2 separate regions of the Homo sapiens genome follow, and region 2 is linked to region 1. A link is an interaction called in ENCODE POLR2A ChIA-PET data of the cell type or tissue named here. Cell type or tissue: A673. All regions are shown on one strand. Each heading gives the region's core, and the rest is flanking DNA. Links, peaks and the distances in the headings are about the cores only. Region 1 overlaps IL31RA (interleukin 31 receptor A). Region 2 overlaps DDX4 (DEAD-box helicase 4).

The links. ChIA-PET counts read pairs that join two places held together with the same protein. Peaks named below come from ENCODE experiments on the same cell type or tissue, not always from the same donor. Only the 100,000 strongest peaks of a DNase experiment are listed, where the experiment ranks them.
Region 2: POLR2A ChIA-PET joins it to region 1 with 11 read pairs; 3 of 35 experiments call an interaction of 5 or more read pairs at or near these places.

Annotation. Positions count from the first base shown.
Region 1 is chr5:55,919,208-55,935,702 of GRCh38, forward strand. It overlaps IL31RA (interleukin 31 receptor A), which reads left to right. Exons shown (of 15, transcript NM_139017.7): 15 at 1-3,643. IL6ST (interleukin 6 cytokine family signal transducer) reads right to left here. Exons shown (of 17, transcript NM_002184.4): 17 at 15,888-16,495. Among named protein-coding and RNA genes, the nearest start is that of IL6ST, 68 kb to the right of the region's middle. RefSeq lists an enhancer at 3,625-4,225. In A673, for the core only: a CTCF peak has its summit at 1,743 (motif pointing left); a DNase peak (open chromatin) is centred at 4,094.
Region 2 is chr5:55,752,589-55,769,083 of GRCh38, forward strand. DDX4 (DEAD-box helicase 4) reads left to right here. Exons shown (of 22, transcript NM_024415.3): 4 at 7,612-7,689; 5 at 10,587-10,664; 6 at 11,426-11,476; 7 at 15,293-15,352. Among named protein-coding and RNA genes, the nearest start is that of DDX4, 23 kb to the left of the region's middle. In A673, for the core only: no CTCF peak of the experiment used is centred there; no DNase peak of the experiment used is centred there.

The DNA.
Region 1 (16,495 bases), core at 1-8,000:
TCCTGCCCACCTGTAGTTGGGGGAATTTTCTCAAATTCTGTGGGAGGTGGGTGAGAGGAGAGCCTGGAACAAGTTCTCCCAAACTTGTCTGTCTCACACCTGGATGTAGATGAAGCTTCTGAACCTAAAATCTAAGAATTTGATGGGAGAGAAAATGGATCCCCAATGGCTCCTGTGAGTGGATTCCAGAGATAAGGATGTTGCCCTCTGGCCCCTGCTCCTTCATCATCAAAGCTGGAAGCGTCTTTTGCTGGACAATTTGCAAATCCCCACCCAGCCCTTCCTGTTTCATTTCTTCTTTCCTTTCTCTCCTCTTGCCCCTATCTTGTGCTTTGTTTTCCCCCACTGCCAGAGCTTCTCATCTTTTAACACTTGCTATTGTTTTCTTGTTTCTTTTCATTCCTTTCTCCCCTTCCATCAGCCTCCTTTGATCATTTTCCATGGTTTTATTACCTTTGAGGGGTGGGAAGATGGTGGCTCTGTTTCTTTCTAGGTGAGAGGAGCTGTTTCTATGAGTCCCCAAAAGGCACTGGTGGGCCACACCTTAGCTCTCCTGAGCAGGTTCACAGGATGTGAGCCTCAGAGTTCAGGGCGCAGGTGACTTCCTCTCCTGGATCGAGTCACCAACTGTCCCCGCTCTGGGCACCAGGGACTGCCTCTGTGGCTGGAGAAGGCCATCTGTGTTTTCCCTGTTTACTGTCAGAGACATTGTGAGGACACAAACAGGAAGACTTGTGTTTTAGCAAGGTTATTAAAAATGGATAAACCAGTTTTCTGAGACCCTGGGATCCATGCAGACAGCTAGGTTAGTGGCCTTTCTTTAACAGTAAGAGCAGAAAATTTTTAAAGAATGACAGAGAAACCAGTCTGTGGCTTAAATAAAAAGACCACAAGTTCCTTCTGGTGTCTTGGGAGGCAGCGGTGTGAAAACACCACGCAAGGGTCTGGAGGAGGCAGGAGATGGGGAGAGATGAAAAAGGAGAGGCCCACAGTATGGATGCCTCCGGCTGCTCTGCTGATGCTCTGTGTGCGAGGAAAGCCTGTGCTGGCCTGTCCACCCCAGTCTGATTCTGTCCCCATTTCCAGCACGCCCCTAGTTACTCCTGCTGCAGCAGGCACCCTGCCACCCAGGGCAGTGGCCCACGGGCCAAATCCAGGCCCTGTTTTTGTAGGTTCATGAACTAAAAGCTATAATGACCTATTTAATGGTTGAAAACAAAAAGAATAACATTTTGTGACAAGAAAAGTCCAAGAAATTCACGTAGTGTTGACAAAGTGTAATTGGAACACAGCCATGCCCATCGTTGACCTATTCCCTATGGCGGCTTGCCCCTACAAAGGCAGAGTTGAGTAGTTTCAACACAGAGTTTTTCCCACAAAGCAGAAAACGTTTACTCTCTGACCCTTTGCAGAAAAAATTTGTGGACGCCTACCATAACCCACAGACATGAAACTCAGACTGCCACTATGTTTCAACTTTGAATTAGCTGCAAATTAAAAAGAAATCAGGATATGTCATTCTGAATTTCTGACCAAATAAGGACTGCCCTCTTTGAAGGGTGCACACACACTTACTGGTTCCCCACCAGCCCTCCTAAATTCCTGTCCCCTTCCCATAGCTAAGGTCGAGAGTTGGTGGCTTACACCAGTGGTCTTTCAACAGGAGTGATTTTGACCCCCAGCCTCCAAACCTCAGACATTTGGTGATGCCTGGAGATATTTTTGATTGTCACGACTGGGAAGGTGCTACTGGCATCTAGTGGGTAGAGGCCGGCAATGCTGGAAATTATCTTATAATGCGCAGAACAGCCCTCACAACAAAGAATTATCTGGCAGAAAATGTCAGCAGTGCTGAGGCTGAGAAGTCGTGGCCTGAACTACCCTCTGCCTTCTAGATCCACACACAGTGTTCACATGGGTGAGACTCCCCTCTAGGTGTCCCCTCTTTTTTCTAATTTAAAATTTGTTTTAAATTCAACTTTACAGCAGTAATCCCAAGAGTTTTAAATAGCAATTATTTGTCATGCTTAATTAACTCCTAACATGATCTGTGTGCACCTGTACACATTTTTCAGCTAATTGCAAATCATACTGAATACATTATGTTCTCCCATATATAAAAATTCATGCATGAGCAAAGCATTTTGAACATCCATGAAAAACCCCATGGCGGGCCTGCATGGTGTGGTTTGCTAAGGCATCCCTTGGTTGATAGGATTCGTTTAAAGGTCCTCCTAGTATAGAGTGCAATGCGATAAACATTTATCTTTTCTTACCTTTGTCCTGTCTCTTTGGGGCTGTTTTCAAAAGTGGAATTGCTGGTCAGAATTTTATGGTTGTCACATTTTGCGTGACTGTGTCCCATCAAAGGTTATGCTGATTTACAGTATCACCAGACATGTCTGACGGATCCTTTGTCCTTTTCCACTGAGAATCAGCTGTCTACCACTGTGAGCTTGATTTTGTCAATTTATCGGGAATAGTTAATGAAACTTTATAGTTATTTGTGTTGCTTTAATCCTTGTGAAGCCAAACTTTTCTTTTTTTATTGTTGCCATGTCCCTGTGTTGACATTACAGAATGTTCTCTGCCTCCGTGCTCCTGGGGACATTGACAGACCAGCTGAGTTGCTAGAAATAAGAGGGACTCAGTAGGCCCTTAGCACAGCGGGTGGACTTTGCCATTTGGTTGACTATTTAAAATACTTGTTTTTGTAGGGCATCTGAAAAAGAAATTTCACACTGGTGTATTTTGTTAATTGTTTCTACGTAAATGTTGATTATTGACAAGCCTACTTGTAATCAAAATGTGTAGTGTGGTCAGTGTCTTGCACTCTTATGTTGTGGCGGGGGGGGGGGGCGGTTCCTGAAGAGTGGAGTGTGACTAAGGATAACAGCAGTCCTCATTTCCTTTGGACACTGGGGTCAGTGGGGAGAGAGTTTGCTCCGAAGCACAAACAGCTCCAATCCATGCTGGAAGAGACCCCAGGCCACAATAGCCCTTGACACAGAGCTCTATGCAGGGCTGTGCTGCCCAAGACGCTTGTCGTGTGCTGATGAAAAGGGCTGGGGAGAAGCAAGGGGCAGGGGAGGGGCAGAACTCCACAAGAGGGCAAAACCTGCTGTCAGCAATGCTCTCGTGGCTGTTCAAGGGAAGTGAGATACTTGTACTATGCATTTCATTTTTAGGACTAGAATTCTGTCTTCCTGCCCAACTTCAATATAAGTGTGGACTAAAATGCGAGAAAGGTGTCCTGTGGTCTATGCAAATTAGAAAGGACATGCAGAGTTTTCCAACTAGGAAGACTGAATCTGTGGCCCCAAGAGAACCATCTCTGAAGACTGGGTATGTGGTCTTTTCCACACATGGACCACCTACGGATGCAATCTGTAATGCATGTGCATGAGAAGTCTGTTATTAAGTAGAGTGTGAAAACATGGTTATGGTAATAGGAACAGCTTTTAAAATGCTTTTGTATTTGGGCCTTTCATACAAAAAAGCCATAATACCATTTTCATGTAATGCTATACTTCTATACTATTTTCATGTAATACTATACTTCTATACTATTTTCATGTAATACTATACTTCTATACTATTTTCATGTAATACTATACTTCTATATTAAAGTTTTACCCACTCAGCCAGGTGCAGTGACTCACACCTTTAATCCCAGCACCTTGGGAGGCTGAGGTGGGCAGATCACTTGAGGTCAGGAGTTTGAGACCAGCCTGGGCAACATGCTGAAACCCTGTCTCTACAAAAAATACAAAAATTAGCCAGGCGTGGTGGTGCGCACCTGTAATCTCAGCTACACGGGAGTCTGAGGCAGGAGAATCACTTGAACCCGCGAGGCAGAGATTGCAGTGAGCCAAGATCGTGCCTCTGCTCTCCAGCCTGGGCAACAGAGCAAGACCCTGTCTTAAAGTTTTACCTACTCAGCTATCTAAACTGAGGCTCCACAATGTAAATACGTGAGAGATCAGGGAAGCCTGGTGGCTGTGGGAAAGGGCTCCAGTTGACCAGGACTCGGCAGCTCATTACACTCTTTGCTGCAGGAAATGACTCCTGCCTGCATTTCCTGTGGAGGATCCGAGACCCACGCCCGGGCTCTCATTGTCTTCCTATTCCAGGCTCCTTCCCGCTCCTGGAGCTGCCGCTGGGTCTCAGCTCTCTGCTCTGAGGCTACGCCGCAGCTACAGCTCCCTGACCTGTTCCTGTTCAGGCTCCCAGGAAACCTCAGAGTGGCAGGTGCCTGCTGTTTCCTCTGTCTCCCGCCCATCCCACCACGGCCTCTCCTGTACTTTCAATTTGTTTTTCTTTAGCCATTCCTTCCCTTCAGCTTCTAAACACAGTTGGGTCACTTCCATTAAAGAAAGAAAGAGCCCCTGGATCTTCCTCTCCCTCTGGCTGCCCACAGACTCTTGTCACAACGCAGGCCGTGGTTTAAAGGGAACGTGGTCTACAGCCCGTCTGGCAGCTTCTCCAGGCAGCTGAACTTGTTTCCGTTTTTGGTAGTGAGAAAATTGCACCGCTAGAACTTTCTAGAGGTGTAGAAAGCAGGGAGTCACTCAACCCATTCTGGTTCGGGGGACTGCCAGATTTTTTTTAAAAAAAAGGGGGTGTAGAAAGCAAGTGAGACCAAACAATTTTGGGACAAGGAATACGGACACAGAACAGACTGGTAAGTACCCAAGTGTATGACAAACATCCACCATGGATCTAGGAGAAGCCCTGGGGCAGGGTGATATTCACCCGCAGAGACCCCTGTTCATCACTAAGCTTATGAAGAACCATTGACTGGCATTTAACACCAGGTGCTGTGCTCAAGGTGTGGCACGCAGTACCCAGTAAGCCTCACAACTGCATTGTGAGTAGGTAGCTCTGGCCAGTGGCAGATGAGGAGGCTGTGCTCAGAGAGGCTAGATGACTTGGCGGAGGCTCTCTGAGGCTCTAAGCGGGAAGTGGGGGGTTGGAGCCCAGCCCTTTGACTTTCCTTGTGCTTTTCTACCTCGGGTGAGTAAGATGACCAAGGGACTGGGGAGATCAAGAGGAGTGGAGACTCCAAGGGGACCCCTTTTTGGTGAGACGTGTAGACCATTCCCCTCTCCCCTGGGTGCCTGCAGAGAGCTCTTGAGACTGGTTTTAGAGCCAGTGAGGTCTAAGAGAAATGCTGACGGCAGGTGTGGGGATGGAGAGGGGAACCATGTCCATGTTCACAGCCCTGGTGACAAGAAGACAGAAGCCCCCAGGGACCCAGAGCTTCAGAAGGGTTTACGATGGCTACAGAAGCAGGTAGTCCCATGACGGTGTAGAATCTGTAAGCACCCCCAGGAGCTGGGCAGGGCAAAAGCAGGTCTGCTGGAAGAGTGGATGTCCCATGACTGTTGGAATAAGGTACCACGTGGGTGCCTCCTCCCACCCCTCCTTCCCCCTCCCCCACCCCCACGCGCCCTTGGGGCAAAGCGAGACTCGTATCAAAATAAAAATAAGTTATTGGCTCACGAGTTACACTTTCAGAGTCCACAGACTTAGCAAGGATTCGTGTCCTCTTGCCGCTGTAACACATTTCCATAAGCTCAATGCCTTAAACAACAGGAATTGATGATTTCACAGTTCTGCAGGTTGGAAGTCACACTGGGCTACAGTCCAGGTGCTGGCAGGGCTGTGTTCCTCTCTGGAGGCCATAGGGAAGAGTCTTCCTTGCCTCCTCCAGCTCCTAGGCGATGCCTTTATTCCTTGGCTTGCGGCTCCTTCCTCCGTCTGCGGAGCCAGCGGTGTTGCGTCTCTCAGTTCTGCAGTCACACTCGCTCTGTGTGCAGGACCTGGGCTGCACAGCATGAAGGCCCCAACTAAAGCCTCCGTCTCCATGTAGGGACTTTCTCCCGAGATGCCAGGTTTGTCCTTTTAGGAGTTCCTGGCCCATAGAAGACTGTGGCTATATAGTCTTATGTGAGATCAGAACCCAATGGGAGCTTGATGGGAACTGAGCCCAGAAACCCATCAAAATCTCATCTTATTGTTGTCAAAGCTATAGGGCCAAAGGATCTAGGGCCTAGAAAACCTAGCCCTAGATCCATGGCCCAGGGGGCTCACTAACAGTGCCCCTAGAATTAGACATCCCAGGTCCCTGGCCCAGCTGGATTCCCACAGGCCTTGCTCTGCAGGGACAAGATCCTGAGAGAGCAGGAGGGGCAGACTCTGGGGGTAGAACCAGGGGCTGTCTTGGCCTCGGCCCATCAGAACCACAAGCGCAGGCCCATGGAAGGGCGAATAAGGGGAAGTCCAATAACAATAAGGTCCAAATGAACTTCCATCTGAATTCAGAATTCTTAAGGATTAGCAAGTGCTGGAGTTTGTGCAGGGCTCAGGGGTCCAGGAAGGTGCACCCCAGTTAGTGAAAAGCCTAGGGTGCTGGTTCAGTCAAAACCACGACTGCATATGTGCACCTCACACATCTCCCAGGGGCTTGATTTCAAACCTTCCTTCATAGGAAACAAGCCACAGGACACAAAACACATCCAGTTGGCCTTTTGAAAGAAATAATATGTATTTACTTAGAAACAAAATTGCACTTTTCCCTATAAGTCAACAAATGCTAAGGATTCTGGACGTCAAATACCTCCCAAGACGTTTTATCAGCCAGACTTTGTTGTCCTTCAGGAAAAAATATGAGTTCCAGGAAAAATGACAGGCATGCAGGATGCTGATTTCCTTCCTGATGGTAAGACAGCAGCCTCCTAGACTGACGATTTCGTGACTTCTCAGGGGCTGGGTCCGGAGAACACCTTACTTTAAACAAAGGGAGAATGCTCTGTCCAAAGGCATCTTCTCTTGAACCCAAAGCAATGTTTTCCCATCATATATCAGAATTTTCACTCTTTTCTAGATCCTTATCCCCTCACTACCCCTTCCCCATCAAAAATATAAAACAAGAAATTTTAAAAAAATCTTTTTTTTCTTAGAAACACAGTCTAACTTTGTTGCCCAGGTCAGAGTGCAGTGGTGTGATCATGGCTCACTGTAGCCTCCATCTCCTGGGCTCAAGGAATCCTCCCACTTCAGTCTCCCACATGGCTGGGATTGTGCCACTACACCCGGCTGATTGTTTTGTTTTTTTGTAGAGATGGGGGTCTTGCTTTGTTACTCAGACCAGACTGGTCTTGAACTCCTGGCCTCAAGCAATCCTGCTGCTTCAGCCTCCCAAAGTGCTGAAATTACAGGCATGAGCCACTGTGCCCGGCACAAAATCTTCCAAAAAACAAAACAAAATGAAAACCCCAGGAGTCCTGAATATCATCCTTTGAGTCCTCCTGACCTCCTTGTCTGAGAGAGCCTTGAGTGAAGGAGCTCAGGACGGTACCCCTGAGGCCTGCACTCCAGCCTAGGTGACTGAGCATGGGTGACCCGTCACTGTGCTGCCGACAGCAGAATGGACTGACAGGGCTTCCAGATGGACACCGTCCCTGTAAGAGCATCTTAATGCCTCAGGCTAAGTCCCATGTCAGAGTCAGGGCTTAGCTAACTTAACAGGTGGGAAGCTAACTTAACTCACGGCATGTTTACAAGTGTGATAACATTTATAAATTCTAAAATAATAAAGCTAATTGTATTAGTCTGTTCTCACACTTCTAATAAAGACATACTTGAGACTGGGTAATTAATAAAGGAAAGAGGTTTAATGGACTCACAATTCCACATGGCTGGGGAAGCTTCACAATCATGGTGGAAGGCAAAAGGCACGTCTTACTTGGCAGCAGGCAAGAGAGAAGGAGAACCAAGTGAAAGGGGAAACCCCTTATAAAACCATCAGATCGGCCAGGTATGGTGGCTCCTGCCTGTAATCCCAGCACTTTGGGAGGCCGAGGCAGGCGGATCACCTGAGGTCAGGAGTTCGAGACCAACCTGACCAACATGGAGAAACCCTGTCTCTACTAAAAATACAAAATTAGCCTGGCGTGGTGGCACGTGCCTGTAATCCCACCTACTCAGGAGGCTGAGGCAGGAGAATCACTTGAACCTGGAAGGTGGAGGTTGCGGTGAGCTGAGATCGCGCCATTGCACTCCAGCCTGGGTAACAAGAGTGAAACTCCATCGCAAAAAACAAACAAACAAAAAACAAAAAAACACCATCAGATTGCGTGAGACTTATTCATTACCACGAGAACAGTTTGGGGGAATTGCCCCCATGATTCAATTATCTCCCACTAAGTCCTTCCCACAACACGTGGGAATTATGAGAATATAATTCAAGATGAGGTTTGGGTGGGGACACAGCCAAATCATATCACTAATGAACCCACTTAATTAAATATTCTTCAATTTTGTGATTTTCTTTTCTTGGTTATTTGCCATCAATTGTTTTCTTCAGGTCAAGCATATTTTTGTAGGTCCCCAAAAAAACTCACTGGCCTGGGAGCCTGCCTCTCTGTTGCCAGGTGGATAGAATATCTCTGGCTAAGTGTTGTAATGAAAATGCCCTGCTGGCGTCTAATTGGAGACCATTGCCGGGTGGTCCCAGGTGGAGGGCATAGGGTTGGGGTCAGCTTGGGCTGTGGGTGGAGAGGCAGGAGGTCACCTGCAGGCTGACAGGACCCAGCCATCGTTTCCCCTCGTCCCAGACTAGGTGTTAAACGTGAAGCATTAACAGGTAGTCCTGATGGGCCTTTCTGGAGTTTGCTAAACTGAGGTCTGGTGAGTGAGTCTGACGCTTTGGGTGGTTCTGTGTGCAACTATCACCTGGACCCTCCTGTGAACACTGTCACCGCAGATAAGGACCACGCCCAAAGTGTCCCAATTCTGAATGCTGTATTTGTACAGGGATGGGGTTAGGAATGGAACCTTAGGTTAAGTCCCCCCAAAGCAAATCCTGAGACAAACATCCAGGTGTAACTAATTCATCCAGGGCACATTCCCAAGAGAAACTGGTGAGCGAGTGAGGGAGGCTTGAGAGGAGGGGAAGACGCCAGGGCAGGGTGGGATTTCAGGCAGAGCCCTGCAGGTCAGCGCCAGTCTCATCCCCAGATGATGCTGGAGGTAAGTGACTCAGTCCTTGGCGCGTGTCCTCCCCAGGCAAGGGGCCTGGGCTATCACACTCCTAAGCTCCTCAGTCTACTAGTAAACAGCTGTCCCCACAGGGTATGAAACCTCCAGGCACATTTGACTGTGTGCTTGGAGGCCAGGAGTCAGGCTCCGGTAGCCTGAGGGAAGCTGTGGAAAGATAACTGCAGGTGCCCGCAGTGGAAAGCAAAGCCCAGGGAAGCTGGTGGAGATGGGGGCAGATCCTGTTGCCAGATTTGGCAATACAAAATGCAGAGCACGTATTTACATAACACACACCAGGTACTGTCCTGTGTGTTTTTCAAAGACTATCTCGTTTAATCCCAGCCTGGCCAGCTCTGGAGTGGGTGCTCCCCTAGTTGTTTTTTTTTGTTTGTTTGTTTTTTGGGTTTTTTTTTTTTTTTTTTTGAGATGGAGTTTTGCTCTTGTTGCCCAGGCTGGAGTGCAGTGGCGCAATCTCGGCTCACCACAACGTCCGCCTCCCAGGTTCAAGTGATTCTCCTGCTTCAGCCTCCCGAGTAGCTGGGATTACAGGCATGCGCCACCACACCTGGCTCATTTTGTATTTTTAGTAGAGACGGGGTTTTTCCATGTTGGTCAGGCTGGTCTCGAACTCCTGACCTCAGGTGATCCGCCCGCCTCAGCCTCCCAAAGTGCTGGGATTACAGGCGTGAGCCACCGTGCCCAGCCCAGTGCGCCCCTATTTTGAAGGTAGAATGTAGTCGTTTGAAGCAGGAGCACTGGGGTCAGACTGAATTTTAAGCCCCAGCGTTGCTCCCTGCTCCTCTGTTGCCTTCCACGAGTTCCTCAACCTCTCTAAGCTTCAGTTGCTTTATCTGTAAAATGGGTGAAATAGTATCACCACAACAATTGGGGCAGTGAAACGAAGCAGTGATTCTACCACTTCATTCTACCACTGTTTGCTGCACATAGTGCTTGGCACATAGTAAGCGCGGGGTGAGTAACAGTGGGGCTTGTTGTCATCATTACAGATGAGGTAACTGAGGTGAGGAAAGCCCATGCTGTTTCTAAAGGGTGGCTTTGCATTGGTTTTCATTTCTGTGTGGGGCCAGGGGAGGGGTGGACTCTGGGGAGGTGTGAACCTGGCTGTGAGTGCATAGGGCAAGAGTCCCCTATTTTCCAGCCCCCTCTCAGGGTCTCCTTCCTGATACTGTCCACAAACAAGAAGGGGTCCGCCCAGTCTGAAGGACCCCAGAACCTCACGGCAGGCCTGGGGAGGCTAGGCGGCGATGCTGAAATAAAGGAGGAGGCAAGGAGGAGAAGCCGGGCAGGGGATTGTCTAGAATTGTCCAAAAAGAGGAAACGAGCTATTTCTCAGCTCTTTGCCTTTAGTGCTTGCCTGGAGATGCCATTGTTAGGGTCCCAGGCCAGTCCCACAATCTAGAAACCCTCCCTCCCCACATTTCATAGACACAGCCATAGTCGTGGCATGGACACTGCATGAGCCCCTGCAAGCAATGCACAGGCCTCCTCAGGAGGGGAGGTGCCACCTGGTTTCTGGAGCCTCAGGCCTCCCTCACCCTCCGCAGGATGCTTCTCCTTGGACATGATGTTCCCAGGCTTGGAAGCAGCTACCCTTCCTTCACCTCACAGGCTCATTGCCCCTCTCTTTCCCTGGAGCCTCCAGCTAACCAGTCGCCACGTCTGGCCGCGCTGCTCCTGAGCTGGCTTTGCTTTCCTATTTTTCTCCTGGCCTCAGCCCCCTTCAGACTTCACCCTGATGAGAAAAGTGCTCCTGAGTAGTGTCCTGTCTCAGGCTTACCCTCTCTTGTCCATTCCTCAAGTAGGTGTTACAATAATCTCAAAGACAAGAAAGAACTAGAATAGTCCCCATCTCATGGGATGAATGACGGAAAGCCCAGCTCCCCAGCTGGTGACATCATCACCAAGCAGGGCCTGGACTGGGGCAAGTCTAGGGCTCCCAACAGAAGGAGGTGCTCACTTTCGGGGTCACGCAAGGGCACCAAGTACCTCCCATGACTGTGTGCCCTGGGTACCTCTCTTATCTCACCCACTGTGTTTCTTACTCTTCTCTCTGCTACGGGAGGCCCTTTGACATCACCAGATTGTGACCTTTCATTTAGCATGGAATCAGTAGAAAATCTGACACCTGCAGAATTATCTGCACGAAGAAAGCCTCCTTGTTTGGAAATGGGGCTGGCTTACATTCACACATGACTCTATTGGAGAAGACAGAAACCTGTTTGATGTTGCCTTAAATGTAGTAAAAATGTTGTGGTTGGACTGGCACAGTGGCTCACAACTGTAATCTCAGCACTTTGGGAGGCCAAGGCAGGAGCATCACTTGAGGCCAGGATGTTGAGGCTAGCCTGGGCAACATAGTGACACTCCATCCCTACAAAACTTTTTTTAAAAAATTAGCCAGGTCTGGTGGCACACGTCTGTCATCCCAGTTGCTTTGGGGGCTGAGGCAGGAGGATTGCTCCAGCCCATGAATTCGAGGTTGCAGTTACCTAAGAGCGCATAACTGCACTCCAGCCTGGGCCACAGCATGAGATTGTGTTTCAAAAACACGGTGGTGATTAGACGTCTCTTTTGAACCTGCCTCAAGGTCAGAGGTGTATGATTAGGTGCCACCTTGGGCATTCCTTTCTGTCCTGGGAGTAGAAAAAGTGTAAGATTACCTCCCCACGAGCACTTGAGCATGGGTTGTAGATAAATCCATCTGTGTCCCTGCTGGGGCTGATGGAGATATGAGGACTGAGGGGTCCTCCTTGCTTGAAGTCACATCTTTGGCAAAGGGCTGGAAAGAGGGCAGGGAATATCTAGATGTTGCTCAGAGGGGTCAACAAAAATTCTTCCGGCCAGTCCTGAAATACAAGTCTCATTGTAACAATAAGAATTATAGTTTAGTCTGACCCAGAGAACTGAGGCAACATTGATTTGAAAACAGTTTGTGCACACTGCTGGCTCTCCTGGTCACCAGCTCATGCCTGCACGACAAAATTCTACAGAAGATGCTTTTCCTCCAGGAAGGCATCCCGATGAGCACAGCTTTTTGCCCGAACATAAAATGTTTTCTGAAAAATCTTTCCCCAAAAAAGAGGGAGTGCTTTAGTAAAGTACTTACAAAGTTTCTCATATCACAGTTTCTCTCTTCTTATTTATTTATTTATTATTTTTCTGAGACAGATTCTCGCCCTGTCACCCAGGCTGGAGTGCAGTGGCATGACCTTGGCTCACTGCAGCCTCCGCCTCCCGGGTTCAAGTGATTCTCCTGCCTCAGGCACCCAAGTAGCTGGGATTACAGGTGCCGCACCACCACGCCAGGCTAATTCTTGTATTTTTAGTAGAGACGGGGTTTCACCATGTTGGCCAGGCTGGTCTCAAATTCCTGACCTCAAGTGATCTGCCCACTTTGGCCTCCGAAAGTGCTGGGATTACAGGCGTGAGCCTCTGTGCTTGGCCTCTCTTCGTTATTTAAACACAAAAGTTCTGTTTGCGAAAGACCCATTCACTAAAATGACCTCATCCAATGTTAATTTTTAATTTTGAGAATCACACGGAGATCACCAGAAGGAACTGGCATAAAAGGAGACAAGGGATTTAGTCATTATTCCTGGGATATGATCTCAATATTAACTAGGTTAGATTTCAGTGTAAAGTTTTTTAAAGACCATTTTAAAAAGCAAAATGGTAACAGGTTACATTACTGGGATGGGGGGAAAGTCTCTTAAGATAAAAGTGGATACTTAAGGCTTGAATACTGTTTTCCACGACAGCATTGTCTGCTGTCTCTCACACAACTAGATGGAAATGTTAGGAACGAGCTCCCAAAACCTGTGCCTATGATTCACAAAGGGGATCTGGTAATGACGAGGAAGGACCTCAGTGTCCAATTGCAAGTGAAGAGTTGCATGGAACTATCTTCATAAAGTACGAGTGAACAAAATCAATTCTATATTTCTGCATTGTTCCACATCATCTTATTTAAAATATGGATCATAGGCAGACATCTGACTATTTAATCAACATCTGTAAAGCTCACACAGTTAAGCTGTCCAAAAACTTTTCTTGGGATCTTCTCGTTGAGGAATTGGGGGATTGTTTTATACTGGGAGCTGCCTGGTGTTTGGCCAGGGGTTGGTCGTAGCCTGGTTTGTAGGGCCTGAGCCTACTTGCACTTTCTGATGTGTTCTTAAGGCGGAGCCTGATCCTGGTTCACTCCGTCTTCCTCACTAGACAGTAACTTCCCAAAGGGCAGGGCCGTCCTTTTATAACCCACAAACCCAGCGTTTTCTCCTGTGCTGTTGGAAAGTTTGCTGGCCCCTCTTCTCTGGACCTCATTTTCCTCGTCCAGGATGAGGAGTTTGGATAAAATGATTTAATAAGGATCCATCTGACTTTAATTTTCTCTAAATTTTTGCTTTTGGATTGAGTATATATTTTGCTTCAAATGAAAGCTCTTGCCAAGGCACGGTGGTTCAGAGATGTAATCACAGCACTTTGGAAGGCCAAGGATGGAAGATAGCTTGAAGCCAGGCATTTGAGACCAGCCTGGCCAACAAAGTGAGCCCGTGTCTACAAAAAAGAAAAAAGAAAAATTAGCCGGGCATGGCAGTGCTGCCTGTAGTCTGAGCTACTTGAGAGGCTGAGGTGGGAGGATTGCTTGAGCCTGGGCAACAGAGCAAGACTCTCTCTCTCTTGGTTGGGGGAAGCTCTTGCCTGTAGCCAGGGTGGGATGGGAATCAGGAAATGATCCCAGGTTTGAGATGCGAAGGAGGCAGATTCCTGACTGCCTATGGCACTGTGCAACTCTGGATTAGAAGAAACCTGAGACACATTTTAAACATTTTTTAAAATTAAAAATAACTTGTTTATTCACCCACTTACCTGTTCATATAAGCAAGCTCTGCCAAACACCGAGCACTATGCTGGGCCAGGAGAGGACTGAGCTGGGGCCCTCTCTCCAGAGGCCCAGCAGTAGGTGCCAGGATATAGAAGGCCCTTAACTCAGGGGGAAGGAGAGAGAAGAATGGAAGATTTCCCTCAAGAGGGTATCTATTTGAGTTGATTTTTGGTGAACCAGTAAGAATTTCCCAGCTTAACAGGGACTGGGGACTGGAGAACATTCTAGGGGAGGAAATCATGTGCATGGGCTAGGTTAGAAGAAACTCAGTATGTTCTGGAAACTATAAAGTGTGCAGCTGGGGGGTTGGAAAGGTCCAGCGAGGCCCCAAAAGGACAGAAAGCAAATGTGGGGAATGAGGTCAGCACAGCGGGGCAGCAGCAGGCAGCCCCTCTGGGAGTGGCAGGAGATGGAGAGGAGTGGCTGGCGGCACCGTGAAGGTGAGGCAGGCTGGAACGGGTGCTCGCGCTAGGCAGCGGGCCCGGGGAAGTCTGTGGACAGAACCACCTGGGGTAGGACCGTGGTCTGAGCACCCAGGAAAAGCCCCTGCCGGAGATCCTCCTGTCACTAGTTGCCATGGGCTAGATTCCACCATTAGAGGAGTCTTTCTTTGGCCAAAAGAATGAGACTCCAGGGGTCGTGTGAGGGTGCATTCTCAGGAAAGTGGGACACATTGACCTCTTTTGCAGGGGTTGCTCTATAGGGTCAGAGCAAATGTATGTGCTAGTAGGGGTGGGGAGCCAGCCTCGGAGTAAACCTTGAGGGCATAAGGAGAAGTACTGCTCTGGGCTCGAGGCTCAGTTAGGACACTTCAAGGTAGGCAATTGCAGGGGGCTGCTTGAGGGCACAAGGTGCCCCATATTCACAAATAAGGGTGGTGGGGAGGGAGATGAGGGGAAGAGAAACTCAGAAGAGTTTGAAGGGCCTGGGAAGCAGGTGTGCATTCTCCTTAAGCTAGCCTGGGCATGACGTCATCAAGAATTTTGCTTAAGTGGTTGGGTACAATTGGTGTACACATCAAAGAATGCGGACTTTGGATCAGGTTGGAGTTGGAACTCCACTGTTTGTCAACCACATGACCCCGGGCAAGTTATTCAACCTCTTGGAGGCTGCATTTGTAAATGGTGCTGGTATTTACCTCATAAGTTTCTAGGATTTCATAACCCACAGTAAACACTTCATAGATGGCATATATTTGCTCACCTTTGGACACCCTGCTCCGGCATGTGGCCCCCAGCAGGTGATCAGAAAGGTCTGCCGGTTCATTTGAAGAGGAGCGGCCCCTCACCCCCAGCAGCAATGTCTAGTCTCGATTCTGACCGTGGCAGTTAAAAGTTTCTTGGAGGTCCTTTCCTAGGCACTGATGCTGGCTGGGTAGCCCTGGTGTTCGTATGTCTAGATTGAACAACTGGCAAAATCCACACTGACTTTGACCTGAAGAGTGGCTGACTTTTCATTCTCAGAACGCTTATGCAGAATTATGGTTTCTATTGTCAGAATCTCAGTGCCTTTTTATTTAAATATTCCCCTTCATGCCATTCCTTTAAAAGCATTATCCCTCTCATAAAGCTTATAGAGCCTATTTCCAAGAATTTTCTATAAATTCATTTAAAAGCTATCATTAGTCAACAGGCTGCTTCTGACTACAGGCAAGACTGCAGGGAAAACCTTTTCCTACGGGGAAGGGACCCAGATGTATACTTAATAGTTGTGTCTTGGACCTGTTACTAAGTGAAGATTGTTCTAGGAAAGTAGGCCTGGACTGAGGTATTAGATTTCTAATCAACAGGCTGGTCTCATTCAGAGTTTGAACCAGCACTCTGGGGGAGAAACCACTTGTGGCCGTTGAATTACTCTGGCTAGCCTGTCTCAGAAAGACCATCCACAGCCAGGGCTAATGAGACAGTTGAAGAAAGAGAAATACTTTACCTGAGGGTTTTGGTTTTTTTTTGGCTTTTATTTTTGTGTGTGTGGATTACCACCATATAGCTCACCATGTTATCCCAGAAAGACTACAATTTCATACAGAATGCACAGATGTTTAAATAAAAAGCCATTTAAGTGAGGGGATAATTCTCACTAAAAAAAGCTCAAAAATAAGAAATGACAATTCTAGATACACTTTTTTGACATGTAAAATGACATAACCATAGTCACAGGGAATAAAGAATCAGGTTTGAATGTCCACAGGTTTCTAAAACTAAGCTCTGGCTTCGTATCTGTTGAAAATCTTTAGCGGTTGGGGAAAATAGCTATATTTAAAAACAAATATTGAATTTTGAGTTGAAAGGTACATTTTCCTCCCTTGATGGAGACAGAACTTTTCTATGGAGAACCCAAGCAGCCTTTCCATGATCTTACTAAGTTGTCCAAGAGCCAACCCCGATCAGCAGCAACAGGACTCAAGCTGTTCACCCTGCTTTCGAGTTGGCTGAGCTTCCTGCTGCTTTCACACATTCTTCTTTTTCTACCTCAGTTCCTCTTTGCTTGTAGTCTTTCACTCCATTAACTTGCCCAAGCACTGGACTTAAGTATGGAAGAGCC
Region 2 (16,495 bases), core at 2,839-10,838, 160 kb before region 1:
GACATTTGGGTTGGTTCCAAGTCTTTGCTGTCGTGAGTAATGCCGCAATAAACATACGTGTGCATGTGTCTTTATAGCAGCATGATTTATAGTCCTTTGGGTATATACCCAGTAATGGGATGGCTGGGTCAAATGGTATTTCCAGTTCTAGATCCCTGAGGAATCGCCACACTGACTTCCACAATGGTTGAACTAGTTTACAGTCCCACCAACAGTGTAAAAGTGTTCCTATTTCTCCACATCCTCTCCAGCACCTGTTGTTTCCTGACTTTTGAATGATTGCCATTCTAACTGGTGTGAGATGGTATCTCATTGTGGTTTTGATTTGCATTTCTCTGATGGCCAGTGATGGTGAGCATTTTTTCATGTGGTTTTTGGCTGCATAAATGTCTTCTTTTGAGAAGTGTCTGTTCATGTCCTTTGCCCACTTTTTGATGGGATTGTTTGTTTTTTTCTTGTAAATTTGTTTGAGTTCATTGTAGATTCTGGATATTAGCCCTTTATCAGATGAGTAGGTTGCGAAAATTTTCTCCCATTCTGTAGGTTGCCTGTTCACTCTGATGGTAGTTTCTTTTGCTGTGCAGAAGCTCTTTAGTTTAATTAGATCCCATTTGTCAATTTTGTCTTTTGTTGCCATTGCCCTATGAAGTCCTTGCCCATGCCTATGTCCTGAATGGTAATGCCTAGATTTTCTTCTAGGGTTTTTATGGTTTCTGGTCTAACGTTTAAGTCTTTAATCCATCTTGAATTGATTTTTGTGTAAGGTGTAAGGAAGGGATCCAGTTTCAGCTTTCTACATATGGCTAGCCAGTGTTCCCAGCACCATTTATTAAATAGGGAATCCTTTCCCCATTGCTTGTTTTTCTCAGGTTTGTCAAAGATCAGATAGTTGTAGATATGCTGCGTTATTTCTGAGGGCTCTGTTCTGTTCCATTGGTCTATATCTCTGTTTTGGTACCAGCACCATGCTGTTTTGGTTACTGTGGCCTTGTAGTATAGTTTGAAGTCAGGTAGTGTGATGCCTCCAGCTTTGTTCTTTTGGCTTAGGATTGACTTGGCGATGCGGGCTCTTTTTTGGTTCCATATGAACTTTAAAGTAGTTTTTTCCAATTCTGTGAAGAAAGTCATTGGTAGCTTGATGGGGATGGCATTGAATCTGTAAATTACCTTGGGCAGTATGGCCATTTTCACGATATTGATTCTTCCTACCCATGAGCATGGAATGTTCTTCCATTTGTTTGTATCCTCTTTTATTTCGTTGAGCAGTGGTTTGTAGTTCTCCTTGAAGAGGTCCTTCACATCCCTTGTAAGTTGGATTCCTAGGTATTTTATTCTCTTTGAAGCAATTGTGAATGGGAGTTCACTCATGATTTGGCTCTCTGTTTGTCTGTTGTTGGTGTATAAGAATGCTTGTGATTTTTGTACATTGATTTTGTATCCTGAGACTTTGCTGAAGTTGCTTATCAGCTTAAGGAGATTTTGGGCTGAGACGATGGGGTTTTCTAGATATACAATCATGTTGTCTGCAAACAGGGACAATTTGACTTCCTCTTTTCCTAATTGAATACCCTTTATTTCCTTCTCCTGCCTAATTGCCCTGGCCAGAACTTCCAACACTATGTTGAATAGGAGTGGTGAGAGAAGGCATCCCTGTCTTGTGCCTGTTTTCAAAGGGAATGCTTCCAGTTTTTGCCCATTCAGTATGATATTGGCTGTGGGTTTGTCATAGATAGCTCTTATTATTTTGAAATACGTCCCATCAATACCTAATTTATTGAGAGTTTTTAGCATGAAGGGTTGTTGAATTTTGTCAAAGGCTTTTTCTGCATCTATTGAGATAATCATGTGGTTTTTGTCTTTGGCTCTGTTTATATGCTGGATTACATTTATTGATTTGCGTATATTGAACCAGCTTTGCATCCCAGGGATGAAGCCCACTTGATCATGGTGGATAAGCTTTTTGATGTGCTGCTGGATTCGGTTTGCCAGTATTTTATTGAGGATTTTTGCATCAATGTTCATCAAGGATATTGGTCTAAAATTATCTTTTTTTGTTGTGTCTCTGCCTGGCTTTGGTATCAGAATGATGCTGGCCTCATAAAATGAGTTAGGGAGGATTCCCTCTTTTTCTATTGATTGGAATAGTTTCAGAAGGAATGGTACCAGTTCCTCCTTGTACCTCTGGTAGAATTCGGCTGTGAATCCATCTGGTCCTGGACTCTTTTTGGTTGGTAAGCTATTGATTATTGCCACAATTTCAGATACTGTTATTGGTCTATTCAGAGATTCAACTTCTTCCTGGTTTAGTCTTGGGAGAGTGTATGTGTCAAGGAATTTATCCATTTCTTCTAGATTTTCTAGTTTATTTGCATAGAGGTGTTTGTAGTATTCTCTGATGGTAGTAACCATTTTTAAATGTACCGTTGAATCCCTTTTTTTCAATATGGTGAGAAATAGGGATCCAATTTTATTTCTGTCCCTATAACAACCTAGTTTTTTCCAGCACCATCTAAGCATTCTGTCTTTTCCTTGTTGATGTGTGATGCAAATTTCATTTCTTAAACGATTTTGTTCTTTGTTGTCTTAAAGCATTGGATAAAATCTACAGTTCATTGACGAGTAGTAGAAATAACAAACATCTAGGCTTTTCCTCACTTCAATGGGAATGCTCCCAAATTTTTATAATTATGATGTTTGCATTAGGCTACTAATAGTTATTTTTTAAAATCATGCCAAGAGAGTTTCTTTTCATTTCTACTTGAATATTTGTTTTGTTCAGGAATGGCAGTTGAATGTTATCAAATGGCTTTTTAGAATTACTGATTTCTATTATTTCTCCCTTATATCTATTAATGTAGTAAATGAATTTTTAAATGAACTTTGTGTTCCTGGGCTAAGCCTTACGTGACTCTTTTATTGTACTATTGGATGAAATTAGATATTTTATTTAGCACTTCTGAATTAATGTAAGATTGGCGTATAGTTTTCTTCTGTCATGTCGTCCTCACTTGGTTTTGGTTTCAAGCTTTTCATGTTTTCCAGTAAGCTCCGGAACATGAAAATTACCTGTTTTTTTACAAGTTGTATAGAATTTGTTCATAAAACTGTCTAGGCCAGGGCAGATTCTTTTTTTTTTTAAACTTTATTGAAGCATAATGTACACATAGATTCAATATGTATTTCAGTAAGATACACAGCATAAATGTACAGCTCACTTAATTATCAGAAGCTGAACACTCCCTGAAAGCCAGCACTCAGATCAAGAAAAACAGCATTATTAACAGCACCCTTGAAGCCTTCCTTTTTCTTCCAGGCACCGTCCCTCTGTCCAGAAGTGACTATTATCCTGATTTCTAACAGCATAGATCAGTTTTCCCTATAAATGGCAGTCATATAAAATGGCGTCATACATTGTGTTCTTTTTTTGTTGAGGTTTTCTCCAGGTTGTTAGAAGTAGTTATAGGTTATTTGTGGATGTATGATATTCCCTATGTAAATATACCGTAAATTAAAATATTGATGGTCATTTTTATAGTTTCCAGTATTTGCCTGTTATGAGTGGTTCTCTTAAGAATGTTTTCCAATTCATGTCTTTCGGTGGATATAAAAATCTTCTCTGAATGTGATTGGCAGAACAGTAGCATTGGCATCACCTGGGAACTTGTTAGAAATGAAGAATCTCATACTGCACCCAGAACTACTGCATCAGAATGTGTGTTTTAATGAGATCACCAGGTAATTTGTATGCACATTACTGTTACACTCTGAAGTCTCTATTTGGAAGACTTGACACTGAATTCTAAGTGTTAGTGTTTCAGCTACTTGGGGTAATGAAAGGGATTAGAAGTCAGGAGAGCTGGCAGCCCTAAGCACCACTAAATAGTTTCAAAACTCTTTGCCCCTAAGTCTTTTCTCATCTTCCTTTAATTTTCCTCACTCTGGTTTAGGCAAATCACTGTGGAGAAAGGTTGGAAGATTATAGAGTCTTAGAGCGCATACTGAAGTCTCATACATAATTGGGTTCTTTTGCTTGGTGGTTTTAGTATATGGAATTTTTTTTAAGTTCTTGTTCAATATTTGAGCCTCTTTGGATTTGGTCCAAGTGTAACTATATTGAGAGATATTCTTTGTGGTCAGTTGTTGGGGATTGTGTACACTAACACTAAATTCATTTTAAATGGACTTCATTTTTATTTCTTTTGGTTTATTTTGGTGGATTTCATAGCATTCAAGAAGAGCATCTATACTCCATCATTTATTGGTATTAGAGTCTTATTTATTTTTATTGCTATGTATAATATGTATTGTGGGGATTGCCGTGATATATATCAATGACAGCATATCATTACATTCATGAAAGTGAATGTAAACTTTCACATTTACATGTGAAAGTACTGTGAGATTTAAAACTACTAAAAAATGGAAAGGAAATAATTGTATATTTTCCTTAGGATTGTGTGCTAATAACAAGGTAAACTGGGTTAATTCTTTCTTAGAACCTTCTACTCTTGTACCATCATTTTTATGTATTTTTTATTTACATAGGTTTTTGGGGAACAGGTGGTGTTTGCTTACATGAGTAAGTTCTTTAGTGGAGATTCGTGAGATTTTGTGAACCCATTACCTGAGCAGTATGCACTGTACCCAATTTGTAGTCTTTTATCCCTCACCCCTCATCGCACTCCTTTCCCCAAGTCCCCAAAGTCCATTGTATCATTCTTATGCCTTTGCATCCTCATAGCTTAGCTCCTGCTTATGAGTGAGAATATCTGCTATTTGGTTTTCCATTCCTGAGTTAATTCACTAAGAATAATGGTCTCCAATTCCATCCAGGTTGCTGCAAATGCCATTATTTCATTTCTTTTTCTGGCTGAATAGTATTCCATGGTGTATATATACACCACTCATTGATTGATGGGCATTTGGGCTGGTTCCATATTTTTGAAATTGCGAATTGTGCTGCTATAAACATGCGTTTGCAAGTATCTTTTCATATAATGACTTCTTTTCCAACTAGTGAGAGGTAGGATTCCCAAGAATAATTGTTACCCTGTGACTTTATTGTAGAATCTTTATTGAAGACCTTTTCATGAAAAAAATCTACTGTATTGAAGTCTTATGTAAACCATAAAGCTTAATGTTTTGAACCACCACTAATTTTAAGAACATTACCCACCGGGCGCGGTGGCTCACGCCTGTAGTCCCAGCACTATGGGAGGCTGAGGTGGGTGGATTACTTAAGGCCAGGAGTTCGAGACCTGCTTGGCCAATGTGGTGAAACCCTGTCTCTACAAAAAAATAAAAAAATTAGCTGGATATTGTGGTACACGCCTCTAGTCCGAGCTACTCAGGAGGCTGAGGCAGGAGAATTGCTTGAACCTGGGGGTCAGAGGTCGCAGTGAGCGGAAATTGTGCCACTGCACTCCAACCTGGGTGACAGAGCAAGACTCCATCTCAAACAAGACAAAACAAAAAAATTCTCATGCACATTTGGGTTGTTTCCTTTTTTGCTGTTATGAACAAACTCTCATCATTCCTTAGTTTGCTAAGTATATGTTAAGTCATGAAAGGTGTTAAATTATGTAATATACTTTATCTGGAGAGATTAGTTATTTTTTATTAATGTTGTGTGTTACCTTTTTTTAGATATGGTAGTGTTAAATACCCTTGCATACTGGGATAAACCCAATTAGTCATAATATATTTTATCCATTCAGTTTACTGTTGGGTTTGGTTTGCTAATATTTGTTTTTGAGATTTTGTATCTATGAGTAAGGTTTATAATTTTCTTCTGAACTTTCATATCAAGGTTATGTTGGTCTGTAGAATGAGTTGGTGAGTAATTTCTCTGTTTCCTGGAAGAGTTGTATGACAGTTGAATTATTTGTCCTTTGAGAGTTTGGTAGAACTCACCTGTAAAACCCGATCTCTCTGCATCTTTCTGATGCAGAAAATTAAGTACTGATTTAACTTCTGTAGGAGAGTTGGGTTTTTTATTGATTCTTGAGTCACTTCTGGTGAGTCAATTTTCTAGGAACTTTTTCATTTCTTTTAATTTACTAGCATAAAGTTGTTCAGAGAAGTTCTCTAGTTGTCTTTCTGTTCTTTGAGATTCTTTTTAAACACATTTCTAATACTGTTCACTTGTGTCTTTGTATCTGTTCTCCCTTCACCCCCATTATTAGTCCTCTAGTAGTTGGTTACCCTGGCAAATTTTATAGGTCTTTTCGAAGAACCAAGTTTTGGCCTTTTTGAGCTGCTGTATTACGTTTGTTTCCTTAAAAAAAAAAAAAAAAAAAAAAAAAAAAAAGAGGCAGACAGACAAGGTCTCTTTCTGTTTCCCAGGCTGGAGTGCAGTGGTTTAATAATAACTCACTGCAGCCTTGAATTCCTGGGCTCAAGTGATCCTCCTGCCTTAACCTCCTAAATAGCTGGGTCTACAGGTGTGCACCACCACACCCAGCTACTTAAATTTTTTTTTTGGTAGAGATACTGTCTTGCTATGTTGCCCAGGCTGGTCTCAAATTTCTGACCTCAAGCATCTCTTCCCACTTTGGTCTCCCAAAGCTGTTTCCTATTTTATTAATTTTCGTTCTTTATTTCCTTTACTTTTGTGTGATTTACTTTGTTTTTCTAATATTCTTGTTGAGATGGCTATTAAGCTTATTGAGTTCTTATTTTCTAGTATAAATATTTAAATACTGATAAAGTCACATTTTTATCATATAATTTGAAGTATTTTTAAACTTCCATTGTGAGTTTTTTTTTTGAGCTGTGGGTTATATAGAAATGTTTTTAAAAATACGTCACCAAATGGGATTTTAAACAATTTTTTTCATATTTAATAGCTTTTGATTTGATTGCATTGTGATAAGAGAATCTCATGTATATGAATTGATTATTGAACTCTTGTTGAATTTGCATTATGGCCCTTCTACATGGCCAGTTTATAAACACTCTCCATTGTTGAAGAATGTGAGCTCTTTAATGTTGAATGCTGTATATTTCTTTGGAATCCTTGTGCATACTATTGTATGGATGACCATAATTTCTTTATTCCACTTTGATCATTTATTTGGTATTACAGACAGTGCTTATAAAAATTTTTTTATGTCTGTCTGGATAACCATGTGATTATATCCAGAGGAGAAATTCATGTTACTGTACTTTCAGAGTATATGCCTTTTAAATTAGGATCAAGATTGATCTAGTTTATAATCTAAATACAGTGTATGTTTCGTGCCTGTTTCCCTGTGTCCTTGTTCTGGCTATTAGCAAATTTAAGACTGTTTTCCATTTTTTAAAAATTTATTTATTTTGTTATTTTCTTTCAGGGAATAGAAGGGACTTTTCCATTCAATTATGAGGTTAAAAATTGCTGTCTTTTGATTTCTAGTTCTTTATGAATCAGATTTAGTCACAATTTATTTTTCTTTAGGAGAACTGTCTATTCATGTAGCCATTTTTTTTTTTTTTTACTGGGCTGTTTGTCACCTTTTTTACTGCTATATAAAATTTCTCCTTTGCCACATGTGGCACAGAAGGCTTAAGGTTTGCAAGTACTAGATACTTGTTTTTATTTGACTTACTTCAAAATGTTGTTTGCTTTAGAAATGGATGATGGACCTTCTCGAAGAGATCATTTCATGAAAAGTGGATTTGCCTCTGGGCGGAATTTTGGAAACAGAGGTAAGCATCTTTGTCTTTCCTTAATCTCCTGAACTGTTGAATAATTGGATATATAGAGGCTTTCATGGCCATTTGGTACAAAGCTAAGTCTGTTGTAAGTCAGTGTGTAGTAGACTTGGTGTTGAGATAATGAGTTCATCATTTTTCCAAGTTCATTTTCTTTTTTCTGTTTTACTTCTTTGGGATAGTAGGGAGTAGTGTTAAGTTGATTAGACAGATTGGTTGGAGGGATGGATGGGTTGGATGGATGGATGATTCACAGAGCTGCTGCTTAATGTGTTTGTGATATTGATTTCCAACAATTGATGTGGGAAGAATATTTGTAAAAGCTTCAGGGATTAGAGGTGAGAGGGACTCTTTCTTGAATTTTATATTTTTCAAGAAAAGGCAGTATAGGAAACATTTGTTAGCTCATTAGTATTAATTTTTTAAGAGTTTATTTTGCCATTATTGGATTTTTAAATTTTACTTTTAGAACAACCACCTGATATGACAGATAATGACACAGCAAAACACCTTTCTACAGTCCATTTTTAGACTTAATATTAACATGCTAGAAATATGTGCTATATTTTATTATAGTGCAATAACATATTAGAACTTCAGGTTAAATTTATTTGAAAATCCATACGGTCATTTTTTTATCTTTTAGGGGATGCCATAGCGAGGGCTATTTGTTAAACATACTTGACACTTATTCTTGAATTTATGAGATGTTATTTTTTGAAAAACTCTATTGAGACTTGCAGATATTTTTGCTGTGGAAACTAAAAGATGCATGATGTTTTATTTGACATTTGGAAAATTTAATTTCTTTAGATACAATAAACACAAATTTGAGTTTTATATTTTGACATGTTTCTGCCACTAATAGAAATGATTTATTCAAATATACACATATATATTGGTTTTTAAGCCTGCATATTAAGATGCATTGTTTATTTGGACAATGTAATTGTGCTAAGAGATTCAGATGAGATTTTGTTAGCTACTATTAAAATTAGAAATATTTTAATATTACATTTAGGAGCATATTTATTATTTACGTATCTTTTAAAATTATATTTTAGTAGAGGTTATGTGATATTTTGATACAGGCTTCTAAATATTATTGAATAAAACCTTTTTCAGTGAGAAAATCATCACTGAGGCAGATTTTACCACAAATTATTTTCATGTTTTAGGTTGAAATACACATAAAATTTCCGATCAGAACTCTCAGTTGTTAATACTTTAAACAATTAGCTTTATATTACCTGGGACATTGTAGACCCATGAGTATAACTTATTTTCCATATGATTCTTCTAACATTTTATATAGTTTCCTTTTTTTTTTCTTTTTCTTTTTTGAGACAGTTTTGCTCTTGTTGCCTAGGCTGGAGTACAATGGCACAATCTCGGCTTACTGCAACCTTCACCTCCCAGGTTCAAGTGATTCTCCTGCCTCAGCCTTCCGAGTAGCTGAGATTACAGGTGTGCGCCACCACGCCCAGCTAATTGTTTTTTATTAGTAGTAGAGACAGGGTTTCACCATGTTGGCCAGGCTAGTCTTGAACTCCTGACCTCAGGTGATCCACCTGCCTCGGCCTCCCAGTGTGCTGGGATTATAGACGTGAGCCACCACGCCTGGACTGTATAGTTTCAATCTTGATTTTCTTCTCAGTAGAACTTGCATAACTAATAATGTGGTTTTTGAAGTTGACTCTTCATTGCTTAAAATATCGACTAGCTTGTTATGTCCTGTGAAGTATGTCTGAGTAGCTTGGACTTCTTGAATCACACATCTTTGAAATCTGATTAAAATACTTTTATAGTTGGGCATACACAATTTTACAGGTGGTTTCAGGAGTTACACAGATCCCTTTTAACTCCCCTCTACAAGGGTTTTACAGAGGTAAGTAAGACAGTATATAGGGATCACAGGGAATGCTTTAATTTTTTTCTCAGTGATAGTTTAAAGCATCATTTTATGCTGTTTTGGATGTCTCTCCTGTTCTTTTTTTAATGTTTTATTTTAAATAATCGTTCTTGCTATCACATCTCTGCTCTCGAGATTTTTAATTTAGTGGTAGAGAAACACATGGAAAGAAATACTACTTTAAAAAGGTACAGATAGTATGCTGTGGGAATGTGGAAGAAGGATAAATTATGACTGGAGGGCTAAAGGAAGACTTCACATAATTGGTTTTTTGAAGAATGAAGTGAATTTTGATAAGACAAATAAGAAAGTAGGGAATGCCATGCCAAAGGAATAGCATGTACAAAGATACAAAATATTAGCAGTTGACAGTGTGGAGTATTGGAGTTGTTTGGTGTGAATTAAAATGTTGGGTGTTTAGAATTACATAGTGAGAAACAAAGCTAAGAAGGTTAGTATGGGGAAATAGTATGGCGAGATGGGGAGGCCAGGAGGGGAGTGGTAGTCTTAGGTTTTTCCCTTATGTAGCCCCTTGTTTTAATTTTAAAAATGGAAAGGATATGATAAATATAAGAAATAGAAAAATAAAAAATAGAACAGTTAAACAGGACACGAGTGTAAGATTTTCAATAGCAGTGACTTTCACACAGGGCAGAGCGTAATAGCTGGCTCTATCAGGATGAGAATTCAACATATAGAAAACTATGGAGCAGAATTTTCCTGCTTGAAGGTCTCCAATATAATACCAACTAGTAGAAAGCTGTGTTTCACCGGTAGTAGATTTGTTTTTACCTTGGTATCATAATTTAAGAGTTTTTCTTTTAAGTTGCAGGTATATTAATTAATTTTAGGTTTCTGTGCTACTCTTTTCCCATCCTTGGAAGTCTCTTTACGCCAGAAATTCATTTAATTCTTAGTTTTTGATGATGACACACTTAATTTTATATGTTAAAGAGTTTAACTGTCCACCCTTTTTCAGATGCTGGTGAGTGTAATAAGCGAGATAATACATCCACAATGGGTGGTTTTGGAGTTGGAAAGAGTTTTGGAAACAGAGGTAATTACTTGGTTATGATATCTTACAATCAAAACTTGAGTGATTTTTTAATAATTGAGTTTAAATACTGATTGACAGACATTCCATATTGACATTTAATTTCAAGGTATATATTCTGTGAGTGCCTTTGCACTAAAGATTATCTTATTAAAACTTATTAAAAACATTTTTTAATTTTATGAAAGATTACTGATGAATGCTTTTAAAATTAATTCTAGAGACATGTCTGTATGCTTCAGAGATGCATAACTCTTAGACATAGGTTTTTAGGAAATAAGTTTGAAAGCAAAACTTGACGACTTTTTAAAAAAGAGTAAACAAAAAGAAGCTAACAAGATTTTCATGTTATTGAGGAGAAAATCATTGAGTTATTGGGTTATAATTTAGTTGTATTGTCCTTAGCAGATGAAGAGATTGAGTTTGTAAAATTTTGAGAATTTTGATGGTTTTAAATAGAAAACATATAGTGGTTACACTGACATATTCCTCTGTTTTGCCCATGTGCATACAGAGGAGTATATGACAATTGAGGTAATACAGAATTGGCTGAAAAGAAAGTTGTTTTTAACCTTAAGAGAATGGAGTTGATAAACTGACACAAAGCAGAAATTGTTGTACAGCCTGAGTGAATTTGCATGTGATAGCTATGTATACAATTGTGTATCGCTTATCTTAGAAGGCATCATAACTAGTAGTTCCTGTGTGGTTATCATTTTTACCACAGAGGTACAGGAAATTGTTTCATTTTATATTTTGTATAGGTTTTTCAAACAGCAGGTTTGAAGATGGTGATAGCTCTGGTTTCTGGAGAGGTAAGGTTGATATTTTTGTGTTTTAAAATTTAATGTCAAGAGTACATGCTAAAAAAGAGAAATTAAGATTAAGTCTCTTAGTCCGGGCCAATTCTAACTTATTTAAACCAGATTTTATGAAGTAGCTATATCCAAAGCCTTAACCAAGGATATTACTGCTTTGTACATAAAGAATTCAGGCATCCTAATTTGGCCTGTTGCCATCTGCCTTAATCCATGAGGTACAACTTTTGAATGCTCTGAAACTTAAGAAAATGGGGATAGATAATAAAAAGAAGTAGTCAAGAAGTGAAACTTCACTCTCTATATAAATACAGTTTGTGATGTATAGGGTCACATTTAGATTCAAATAAATCTAAGAAAAAGTTTCATGAGAATGTAAATCAGTGCTGAAATTAAAGACAATTCCATTGAAGGTACTGACACTCTACAGGAATACAGAGAATGATGAGAATGATGAAAATAATGATACCAGAAGATGGACTACGATAAACCAGTGCATTCCCAAATCTGATTGAGTCGATTTGGGTGAGGTCTTAGAACCTGTATTTAAAAGCATCCATGGTGATCCTGATACCTCCTGTGTTTGGTAATCATTGATGTATGAAATCTTTATAACATAGAACACTTTAGGGTGCCAAACTTGGCTTCATGTCTCTGCCTTGCTACCTGCTAGTTGAAGTAGAACAAGTTGCTTAATTTTTCTAAGCCAGTTTTCTGTTCCATAGAATGGAAGGTATTCATTTTATAGGTGGTTAGGCAGGCTAAGTGAGAATGCGTGTAAAAGCACACAGCTGAATACCAGACACATTCATGACAAACACTCAGATGTCATCCATCTATCTTCATTAAATATTTGAAGCTGATCTTATTAAACACTTTGATTCCCAAAGTCAAAACCAAGCCTAGACCTGATCACCTTAAAACACTTTTGGTATAAGGCCGGATTTTAATTATCAAATGAGACTGTTTCTCCAAACTATTGCCAGTCTCTTTCTCCCTACTTCTCTTTTTTTCTCCTATCCCGTTCAAATGAAAACATATATGATGTAGAACTAGTATTTGTGAGAGAAGAAAAATACCATCATTTTTATTCTTTTCCATTTCTATGTGTTTCTGTTCTGATCTCTTTTAACTCATTTAATATTCAAGATCATTTCTACTTATACACAGACCTTTCTACCTACTTGACCCCTTTGTAGAGATGGTGGGCCAGGGAGCTTTTGAATACAAATTCCAGTTTCTCATGGCACTTGAGAGAACTTCTCTCCGAAGTGGCCTGCTTGCTTTGTTTTGATCTACTTTCTTCTTTTTTCGTTTTTAGTTCCCCTAAAAAAAAAAAAAAAAAAATATATATATATATATATATATATGGATTGAATTCATTCATTGTCTCAGTTGTTAGCAAGCCCAAGTTCTGAGCTCACGGTAGAAGCTTTTTACTCTGGACACAAATGGATAGTATGTTTTTAAATTTTTTTCCCCTGTCATCTACTTTGCTTAAGCTGGTATATTGTAGTGATAAGGAACTCAGATACTGGATTTGAACACGTAGGTGTGAGACTCAGATCCTCCTCCTGGCAATTGTATTATCTTGAAAAAGCCTGTAACTTTCTGCTTTTCATTTTCTCTATTTGTATAATGATGACTATATCTACTTCACAAGGTTTTTGTGAAACTTTAGACTAAAGTTAATACATGTGATACATTTAGAACACGGCCAGGTACATACTTTATGTGTTGTTATTATTATTTTTCGAGACGGAGTCTCGCACTGTCACCTGGCCTGGAGTGCAGTGGTACAGTCTTGGCTCACTGCAACCTCTGCGTCCAGGGTTCAAGTGATTCTCCTGCCTCAGCCTCCTGAGTAGCTGGGATTACAGGGGCCCGCCATCACGCCCGACTAATTTTTTTTTTTTTTTTTTTGTATTTTTAGTAGAGACGGGGTTTCGTCACGTTGGCCAGGCTGGTCTCAAACTCCTGACCTCACGATCTGCCTGCCTCGGCCTCCCACAGTGCTAGGATTACAGGCATGAGCCACTGCGCCAGGCCATATGTTATTTTTGTATAATTAATAGGTTGTAACTAATCTTGGTATCATTATCTCATTTTTGTTTGTGCTTAGCTTTATTTCCTAACTGTATAGAGATCACTTATTTTTTAAAGTAATTTTTTATTTTGAAATAGTTTTATTCATAAGAAGTTGCAAAAATAGTACAGAGGTTTTTCATGTACCCATCACCCAACTTCTCTTAATGTTTTCTATTTTTATTCCCACTGTGATCAAAATAACTGTAGGTTTATTTTAGGGAAATAATTGGCCAAAGATATTGTGAGACTCTTTCCCTTGCCAGGTCCCAGATTAGTAGTTTTGTTTTTTTTTTTTTTTTCTCGAAAGCAGTAAATATTAGTTATCATCATTGTTATTCCAGGGCCAACTTTTCAAAACTTATTTCTTTCCTGCCCTTCTACATTGTATTAAGTCCTGCCTTCCAGAAAGTTGTCTTGTTAATGGCTCTTCAGGATTGTTTGTCAGTTGTCAGCTGCAGCTGAAATAGGAGACTGCAACAAGAGCTTTGGGTCACTGTTTATTGTAGAACATTATTAGTTGTTAAATGGATTGGGACTTTCACACAGGAACTTAGCTAATAACCTGCAAGCTGTTTGGTCACTTGCTGTCATTATTTTGACTTAATGTTCCCAGATATTAAATATTAATGATATGTACAAAGATCCCTTGAAACCATCTTTGTATTCCCAAATGTGACTTTTTTTGGAATCTTCTGGAAAGCCTGATGTCATAGTAATAACATAGAACTTTTACATTTCGAAAAATCATTCCTTTCAGAATAAACATTTCTGGGAATGGGGTCTAGGAATTTATTTTTAACCAACTCTCCAGGTAGTTTTCAGGCAGCCTTCAGTATAGTAATCTCTCATACTACTATTTTAAAACTCTGGGAATGTTACTTACTAATATCAAAAATGGAGAAGCTAGGATATCCCCAAATTATTTCATTAGCATGAATGGGGGAAAGTTTGCATATATTTAAGAAAGCACAAATGTCTTGAGTTTATTAAGAATGGTAAATTGGCCGGGTGTAGTGGCTCACGCCTGTAATCCCAGCACTTTGGGAGGCCAAGGTGGGCGAATCACCTGAGGTTCAGGAATTCAAGACCAGCCTGGCCAACATGGCAAAACCGCATCTCTCCTAAAAATACAAAAATTAGCCAGGCATGGTGGCGCATGCCTGTAATCCCAGCTACTCGGTAGGCTGAGGTGGGGATAATCGCTTGAACCCGGGAGGCGGAGGTTGCAGTGAGCAGAGGTTGTGCCAGTGCACTCCAGCCTGGGCAATACAGCTTGACTCCATCTCCAAAAATAAAGTAAATTACAGAAAAGATATGACATTATAAATAGAAGAGTCTAGTGGTCTATGGACCTTATGTGAGAACCACTTGATTACTTAATAGCTTAGATGTTCCTGAAATCATTTTTGGTCAAACTGAAATTTATGAAATTCTTATTTTTTGTTTTGTTTTGCTTTGCGTAGTATAATGCTTGGCAAATAGTAGGTTCTCAATTTCATATAATAAACATTTAATATTTAGATACATGAGATGATTTGTATAGGGAATCGACTCTGAGTAATGTCTTTATATATCTGTTAAAATTATTTGAAGAAATATGTTTATATTTTAACTTATGAAAATATTTTGTCTTCTTACTAATTTATCTTGTGACAGTGCTATTCTTTATATATTGCATCATTTAAGTTAATTAAATGCTATTTACATGTTAAATTTTTATTGAAGAGTCTAGTAATGACTGCGAAGATAATCCAACACGGAACAGAGGGTTTTCCAAGAGAGGCGGTAAGGACCACATTTTGGAACAATTTGTACTTAACACAGAGACACTAAACTGGTAAAACTGATTTTGAAGGAGCTGGATGAAAAACACTGATCGTGAAAACCTTTGAAGAAAAATACTTTGGTATATGTTTTCTGCTTTTAATATTTGAGTGAGTATTCAGTGGGTGCCCCTCCTTTCACTCTTTTATTTTATTTTTTTAAGTTTTTGGTTCAGGGGTTCATGTGTAGGTTTGTTATCTAGGTAAATTGCATGCCATGGGGTTTTGGTGTACAGATTATTTTGTCACCCAGATAATAAGCATAGTCCCTGATAGGTAGTTTTTTGATCCTGTACCTCCTCCCACTTTCTACCCTAAAGTAGGCCCCAGTGTCTGTTGTTCCCTTCTTTGTGTCCATGTGTTCTCAGTGTTTAGCTCCCACTTATAAGTGAGAACATTCAGTATTTGGCTTTCTGTTCCTGCATTAGTTTGCTTAGAATAATGGAGCTCCATTCATGTTCCTGCAAAGGACTTTATGTCATTCTTTTTTATGGCTGCCTAGTATTCCATGGCGCATATATACCACATTACCTTTGTCCAGTCTACTGTTGGTGGGCATTTAGGTTGATTTCTGTGTTTTTGCTATTGTGAATAGTGCTGTGGTGAACATATGTGTACATGTGACTTTATGGTAGAATTATTTATATTCCTTTGGGTATATACCTAATTATGGGATTGCTGGATCGAATGGTAGTTCTGTTTTACGTTCTTTGAGAAATCGCCACACTGTTTTCCACAATGGCTGAACTAATTTACACTCCCACCAGCAGTGTATAGGCATTCCCTTTTCTCTGCAAGCTTGCCAGCATCTGTTATTTTTTGATTTTTTAATAATAACCATTCTGACTGGTGTGAGATGGTATCTCATTGTGGTTTTGATTTGCATTTCTCTAACGATTAGTGATGCTGAGCATTTTTTCATCTGCCTGTTGGCTGTATATTGTCTTTTGAAACGTGCCCATGTCCATTGTCCACTTTTTAACGGAGTTGTTTGTTTTTCTGCTTGTACATTTAATTTCCTTATAGATTCTGGATATTAGGCCTTCGTCGGATGCATAGTTTGCAAATATTTTCTCCCATTCTGTAGGTTGTCTGTTTACTCTGC